Regions from separate parts of the Mus musculus genome. Here all the other regions are linked to region 1. The links are chromatin loops, found by intact Hi-C in ENCODE. Cell type or tissue: left cerebral cortex. All regions are shown on one strand.

The links. Hi-C counts contacts between places; a loop is a spot of excess contacts. Peaks named below come from ENCODE experiments on the same cell type or tissue, not always from the same donor. Only the 100,000 strongest peaks of a DNase experiment are listed, where the experiment ranks them.
Region 2: it touches region 1 in a loop (2.3-fold over the local background); 3 of 42 quality-filtered maps call a loop at or near these places.
Region 3: a loop joins it to region 1, with 2.2 times the contacts of the local background. A loop is called at or near these places in 5 of 42 quality-filtered maps.

Annotation. Positions count from the first base shown.
Region 1 is chr8:109,416,267-109,418,766 of GRCm38, reverse strand. It overlaps a transcript of Pmfbp1 not described here. Among named protein-coding and RNA genes, the nearest start is that of Gm35145, 44 kb to the left of the region's middle. In left cerebral cortex, CTCF peaks have their summits at 516 and 1,320; DNase peaks (open chromatin) are centred at 545, 1,338 and 2,205; H3K4me3 peaks cover 203 bases; H3K27ac peaks cover 1,861 bases.
Region 2 is chr8:108,713,522-108,716,021 of GRCm38, reverse strand. It overlaps Zfhx3 (zinc finger homeobox 3), which reads right to left and starts at 1,378. Exons shown (of 10, transcript NM_007496.2): 1 at 692-1,378. In left cerebral cortex, a CTCF peak has its summit at 1,276; DNase peaks (open chromatin) are centred at 712, 1,292 and 2,009; H3K4me3 peaks cover 1,498 bases; H3K27ac peaks cover 937 bases.
Region 3 is chr8:108,895,311-108,897,810 of GRCm38, reverse strand. All of the region lies in intron 4 of Zfhx3 (zinc finger homeobox 3), which reads right to left. Among named protein-coding and RNA genes, the nearest start is that of Mir3108, 40 kb to the left of the region's middle. In left cerebral cortex, no CTCF peak of the experiment used is centred here; a DNase peak (open chromatin) is centred at 1,174; H3K27ac peaks cover 254 bases.

The DNA.
Region 1 (2,500 bases):
CAAATGACCTCTAAGGACTTGCTTACAGCTCAAATACTCTCTGGCTTTTAAATCTTCTTTTATGTGCACTATAACAGCCATGCAGCAACGACAAATTTTCTTCATGTGCCTATTTTATAGCCATTTTATGGGATTATAGCATATGTGTGCTCATATGTGTGTGCGCTTATATGTGTGTCTCTCTGTTACCCCCCCAACACACACACACACACACACACACACACACACACACACACACACACACACAGAGGATTAGTGGTAACCACTGTAGATAATATAAGTGTAATAATCTGTAAATACAACTTGTACACAGAGGATGCCAGGGTATTTAGATGCCTCTGTTGGAGAACACATGTAAGCATCCATCACAGGTATAAAATAGCATCCTCTGAAATGCCATTTCTTCCTTCCCCCAGGACAGATAAAGCGCCTGCAGACTCTCCGACCAGCCACTGAAACAGCCATGAAAAACCTCACGCTTTTCTAAAGCAGGACAAAGCTTTGAAGCTTCAGCGTCTGCTCCCCAGCATCCCCTGGCTGTGAGGAGGACAGCATTTCCCTAGTCAAAACAGCCTGGCTCTATTTATAGTGCTCACGTCTCCAGATAATAAACGGAACTCGCGGGCTATGCTCAGATCGCCTTCCTTCAGCCACCCCACCACTTAGCACAACGCCCACAATGAAAAACAAGGTCTACAATTTGGAGCCGTGGCTCTAGTTAATTACCTCAGAGGAGACAATGACCACCCTATACTTGAAGAGCCAAAACCCGGAAAGAGTGTCTGATACCCTTTGTTTGCCTTGGGTTTTTAGCATCCCTCTGGCTAGTTCACTGGGCTTGGTGGGTTTTTTGTTTGTTTGTTTGTTTGTTGTTGTTGTTGTTGGGGAGTAGGGTGGGTATTTCTTTAAATGATTCTAGAAATATCTCATCTCCGTGGTTGGAGAGAGGCTGTGTTCATCAGCTAGGTAATGTTCTTAGCAGATAGCGCTTTAAGTAAGGACAGCAGACAATACAGCTTCCACGGAGACTACTACAATTCCCTTCTATTCTTTTTCAAATGTTAAGTTTGTATTAGGTTATTTAATAGACCACAATATATTCAGTAGGTACAGAATCCATGGCCCCAAATGGCTGCGTTTTAATTCTATCCTTCTAGTCTGTTTTAACTAAGACGTTTTCTCCTGTGCATATAATCTTCATTATCATAGAAGTTATTTTTAATTTATAATTAACATAGTCTCTGTCTCATCATGTATGCCTTGATCGACTTGGACCCTCCAGACACATCTTATCTGGTACCACGTTGGCTGGGTCCTGCAGTTCTCCAAACATACAGTAGGTGTCTATCTTAGCCTTCCTTATCCCTTCACTTTCTTTTCTAGTCCCTGACACTGGGATATAGTGCATAATTCCAAAATGGCAGCTTTTTGAAAATTCACCTTGATTATCAGACATTAAAAGTGACTCATCCCGCAGTGACTGTCTGGCAGAAGGGATAGGATCAGACAGCAAGACAATGAGGGGACTGGGAACATTAGCGCACTAGATTACAGAGCCATCAAAAATACCTTTGTTCTGTCAAAGATCCAATCATTTGCTAGTTGTGTTCTGTGGAGGAGAAAGAAGGGGGGAAAATCCACCAAACAAACAAACAAGAAAATTCATCTGAGAATTAAAAACCTCCTCAGATCTCTTTATCCTAAGTGGGGAAGGGACGTAGCTGATGATCCATTTCAAGAGCAGGCAAGGTGGAGCTGCGTCTGAGCGGGGAATCTGTATGTAGCAGCTTTTCCCCTCAGTAGCCATCACACTTTGCTTATGACCTTCTGCCCTTTGCGTCTCCGGAAGAGCGGAAACTGCCAAGTTCAACAGGGCTTGGTTTTGTCTGTGTGTCTGTACTGAGCCTGACTCACGGTGGAACAGTTAGAAGGAATGATCGCACAATTAGAGCGTTTTCATTCAAAGCGCAGCTTCTGATTTCCATCACGGTATATTAGAAAGCTAAGCAAGACATGTGTGATGGGCTAGAGGGGCAGATGCTGAGGGAAGCTGTTGGCAGCAGGCTTTCCACAAGCATCCAAACAGGCGTCTGTAAAATAGCAGAAGGAGCCTCGCAGAGACCGTGGATTCTGTATCAAGCATGTATGTGTGTCTCTGTGTTCAAGGGGGAGAAGGGACTGGGTGGGCAGTAGTGTCCTTTTCAGGGAGCCCTTCTTAGGGAGCTGCCCAGGCAGGTGAGAGGAGAGTGAGATGTCCTGAATCTCGGAGCTTCTCATCCCCCAAGAGACGGAGAGGCCAGATGGGACGTGGGTGTCTGGCTTCCTTCTCCCTTTCTTAAAAAAAAAAAAAAAAAAAACCAAAAAAAACCCACAATTTCCATCATTTGTCTATGAACTCAGAGGAGGAGTTTATCAGTCATGGAAAATGCCCCAAAGGGGCTCAGATCAAAGGCAGACTTTGAAATGTGTACTTAGGTGGATCTCCCTGCCAAATACATTA
Region 2 (2,500 bases), 700 kb after region 1:
TGTTTTTGGTTTTTTTGTTGTTATTTTTCTTGTTGCTACCCTAACTTGGATATCTCTCCTCTTTAAATGGAGTTTAAAAAAAAAATCTTACCTTTCCTTCGTACTTCCCGCCCCCCAAAATAAATGCTGTACCGGTTCTGGCAGAAGAACAAACCGAAATTAGAGAGCAGCCAGGCCAAGATGATCTCCATAGGTCCCGCCAGCTCTGCCCTGATTCTCTCTTTAATTACTCCCCAAACAGGCACATTCTTCACATTGCTGCAAACTGACCAGCGACTTCTAACACACTCTCACTCTCTCTCTCTCTTTCCTTCATAACCGCCCCCCCCCCCGGCAGCTGAAGGTGTGTTTTAGACCAAAGAATCCAAAGTTCTCAATGGCACCAGTACCCCCAAGTATTAACAAGGTAGGAACTAACCCAAAAGCAGGAGGAGGAGGAGGAGGAGGAGGTCGGGAAGGAAAAGCAAGAGGAGATAGGAGGAAGAACGTACTCTGGTGCCCAGCAGACTCTAAGCCACTCTCTCCCCAGGTAGGTTCCTCCTGGAGTCTAGGAGTTCAAGTGCATCCAAGCCTGCCCTTCCCCCACACGCCCCAAGAGAATGGGAAGTTCAGCCAAGACTCACTCGCAGCACCTGCCTCCAGCGCTAGGCCGGCTGCGAGCGGCGCGGCGGGGGAGGGAGGCTGCACTCACCTGGCACACAAAGCCTCCGTACACCTCAGGAGGAAGGAGGCACTCGGAGGTCCGGGGGCCACCACGCCGGGCAGCGCGACAACGGGAGATTCCAGTGGCAGCGGAGCCCCGAACTTACCCACCCCAGGCGGCATTCTCCCCACCTCCCGCTGCCCCCCGGGCTCGGCGGTGGCGCAGGCTAGGAGCGAGGGGCCTGGCGGCAGGGGCGGGGCGCGCATGGTGGCGGCCCGGGGCTGGCGATCTGCGGGCTGCCCCGGGGAGGGAGGTCCCCCAGGCGCGGCGGGGATTCACCCACGGGGCGCGGCGCTGCGTCCCGGTCCCCGTCCCGGCCTGCCCGCCTCTCTCCTCCTCCTGCGCCGCCCGCTCGCCCGCCCGCCCGCCCGGAATCGCTTTATGTAAATGAAGCTCAACTCGCAGTTTGCAGCGCGCACCGCCCGAGGAAGGGGGGCGGGCGGGGCGGGGGGCCTTCGGGGATCCACATTACACAGCAACAAAGCGGAAGGTTAATTTGAAACTCACAGCCCCGCAGCCTCTCGGCTCCCCGGGCAAAGCCTGACATCTACAGTCGCGCTGGGCGCAGGCCGGGCTGCTCGCGGTGGCCGCGCCCGCGCGCCTGCGGGGACCTGGGGACATAGACGCACAAACACACAGGAGCAGGGCCGGAGCTGCCGGGCCCGGGCTCCCAGCACCAGCCTTGGAGGCGGCCTGGGCCGCACTCGCCTGGGGACAGGAGCCTTGGCTGCCCTGGCCTGCACCAACCCAGGAACCGGCCCGGCAGGAACAAAGCCGCGTCCCCGCGAGGCACTGACCGCACCGCTCATCAAAAGTCAAAGGCCGGCCTGGAAGAAACGGACGCGCCTTCGGCCACCCCCAGTCTCTCCCCCAAAAGAGAAGAACAAGCAGTCGGGGCCTCCGAACCCTGATCCATCAGTCTCTGGGCCCTGTCCACGTCAGAGCCAGGCCACTCTAACATGGGGACTTTAGCCAATGTGGACAGGAATTTATTTGAAACACACACCCATCCTATTAACTGCTTCACAGAGCACTTCTGTTTTTCAGCTGCAGAAACTTACGAAAACATCCCCTACTCACTCACTCTCCATTGAGAGTTTAAGGACAGTTTCTAAGGAGAGGGGGAGAAGAGGAGAGCAAGAAACGACTAGAAAAGGCCAAGCAGCCTGGAACCACCCGCTGTCAGGATCAGGAGACTGCCCTTAGGAGCCACAGAGCATTTCAGACAGGGCAAGAAAGGTGGCCCGGCTCAAGACGATTCTACCACCAGGATCAAACCCAACGGGGCTACCTCGGCTGGTCACAGCGACAGCTGGGCACTTCTAGGTCTCCCAAGGTTCACCTTTGGCGTTCTGTTATGCAAAGGCAGGCCCCCTTGAAATCTCACCGGAAGGCTCCAGTCCTCTCAGACAGAATTCCACCCTCCTCCTAAATCTAGTCTTCATTCCCAGCATAGAAAGACACCTGCTTTTTCTCTTTCTGAAAACCAGCCACCCAGGCTGCCCCCGGCAGCCGCGAGTCTTTTCCTACTGCACAATAATGAACCATGCAAGTGTTAGAAATATAATAAGCTCACCCGGCGAAGAGCAGAATGTATGGAATCGTATTTGCATTAAACACACACTAACAGGGAGGAAAGGGGGAGGCTTGCTTGGTGAAAACTACAGGGCCCCAATGTAGGAAGCATTTTGGTACAATAGAATTCGGTTTCAAATCGATGTAAATACCTAACCTGTTGGGCGCAGTCTGTTACCCTGTCTATATTTTAGCACAAGAAAAAAAAAAAAGATTGCAATC
Region 3 (2,500 bases), 520 kb after region 1:
TGAGAGCCAGAGCAGGGTCAGGAAGGTATGCCCCCCCCCAAGGTGGGGGGCAAATGATAGAGCCTGGGGGGTAGAGGCCAGAAAGTGGAAACTCAATGAATAGGAAGCAAAGACTGGGCCAACTCTGTCCAAGGAAAAGCTAGTGTGGGTTTTCCTCATTGAGCAAAAGCCAGAAGAGGCAGCTCGCCAAAGCCAGGCTCCACCCCACCCCACCCCCCATTTCATTTCACCAAAACTGTGTTTGGGGAAGGGGCCAGGACAATCACTGGAGCCTTAGCTTGGCTCGTTCCTTTTACAGTGCATTTCCCAGAATAAACCACCCCAAGGCTTCATCTATCTCCAAAAAAGGAAACTGCTAAAAACCCTTCTTTCTGTCCAGCCCCTGAATCACACAGACAGAGAGCCGCCCCCACCTCTGGGTTTGGGGATGGGGAGCAGAGGAGGTCGAGGGGCGACTGCTTAGGTCTGACCCTAATTGCTCTTGTGGATGCTGTGCAGTGTGGGGGGCTGATCCCCACACTGAGCAGTTAGGGACTTCCCAAAGCATTAACCTTTCTTGGAGTGTACTGTACTGGGAGGTGCTCCCTCCGCCGCCTATTCAGGGGCCCTATTGATTCACTGCACACTCGGTGCCTTCAAAGTTGTTTATGATCAATATGCAAATTGCTCATGGCATTGATCTAGTATTAATTTTCAATTAGGGAATCCACAAGGGGTCTCTGAGGGTCAATACCTAACAATGCAAAGCGAACTCCGCTGCAGAGAACCACCCGGGCCTGATGTTGCTAAAAGCTTCCCTAAGCCACCTCCTTCTATGGCCAGGCCCTCTGGGCTGCTCCTGTGCATGGCTCATTTGGTTCCCTGTGAAGTCAGGACCCCTTCATTCGGCAATCTCGCAGGCTGGATCCGTGGCTGCTGCCCTGTGCCACCACCACCCCCAGGCAGTGCCCAAGGAACCCTTCCTGGCCTTCCAGTGTGCTCCCCTGACATCCAGCCTCTTGAGTTGGTGCCCCCGGGCATGCCTCCTCAGCTCCCCGGCTCCCCATGCCACACCCTGCCCAGACCACTCTCTCCCCCGGCTCCCCAACCACACATACCTTCTTCCTCCCTCTCTCCCTCTCCCTTGTTTCTGCTTAGTCACGGAACGTCACCTTGGCATGCTGCCACGGCTGGAGCTGGCGAGCTGCATGGTCCCCAGAAATCTCAGGCAGTCAGGCAGAGCCGCCAGGCTGCCAGGTTATACTTGGCAATCACCCCACTGATGTCATTTCAGAAAACCAGGGGAAGGGAAAGGGCCCCGGCTTCAAATCATCTGTTTCTCTTTTCTTTTAGCAAAAAAGAAAAAAAAATTCTTCCTAGTGAAACGTGGGGGTTGGGGGGCTTAATTACTTTACCAACCTTGCTCATGGTTCCCAGAAGAGGCCATGGCCCGCCCTCCAGGAGCGCAGGGGAATGCCTGTGAGCTTCAGATGGGGTGTCCTCAGGGAGAACATGCCCAGCTGGGACCAGAGTGACCTGGGGACTCAGTCATTCCATTACACCCCTAACAGCCCTTTGGAGACCTGTAGGAAGGCTGTTCAGCGGAAGGGTAGGAAGAGAAACGCATCTATCCAGCTGCGCCTCCAGGTGTGGGGCTCTGCTGCACTCCAGTGTTGGGGCTCAGCAAGCTGGCAGCCTTTTCTCTCTGCCAGGATCAGAGATGTTTCCTTTCTCCACCTAGAACACTCTGCAGAGGGCTAGGATCTCTTCCGTGGAGCTTCCTGAAGACCCAAACCATGCCACATGGGTAGTTAGTTATCTGCCCGCTTTCTGTGATGCCATGCATTGGGCTAATCTCTGCGCGTTAGCTAGCTAGGCTAATTGGTTTATGGATAACATTAATTACCATGTTGCTCATTAATGGATGAAATCTTTATTGGTGCCATTGATCAGGAGACTTGTTAGCTGGCCTCCTAACCAATGGTGGATGTAACAAGCTCTCTTATTGGCATATCAATTAATTCAATCAATTCCTGGCCAGCGGCTGCCATTCGGTTTCCGAGTTGCTCAGGGACAGGAGACAGAGCCATGTCCAGCATGCCTGGACTTGAGCTGTCTACCAAAGCCCAGCTGGTCTGGGTGCTATTCAGGGTTCATCTAACAGAAAACAAATGTCCTTTTCTTTCCCCTGCTCTTGCATTTGAAAACCATCCTTCTATATTTTAGGGATGACAGAATGGTTTTGTTGTGTGTGTGTGTGGGGGGGGGGGGCGGCTATGAGCTGGAGGGAGATAGTGGAGGGACTGGGGCAGGAAACAGAAGGACTGGAAAAGTCAGATGTGTCTGCAGAAGGGGCCAACACAACAGTCTGATCCCCAGGCTGGAACCTGGCCATGCTCGCACGCAACCATGGGACCAGCATGAAAACACCTACTCCAGCCATCAGCTCTTGGGACAATCTAGGGCACTGTCTCAAGCCACTGGCCTCTTCGGAGCAGTCACACCAGCTGTTCTGTGCACC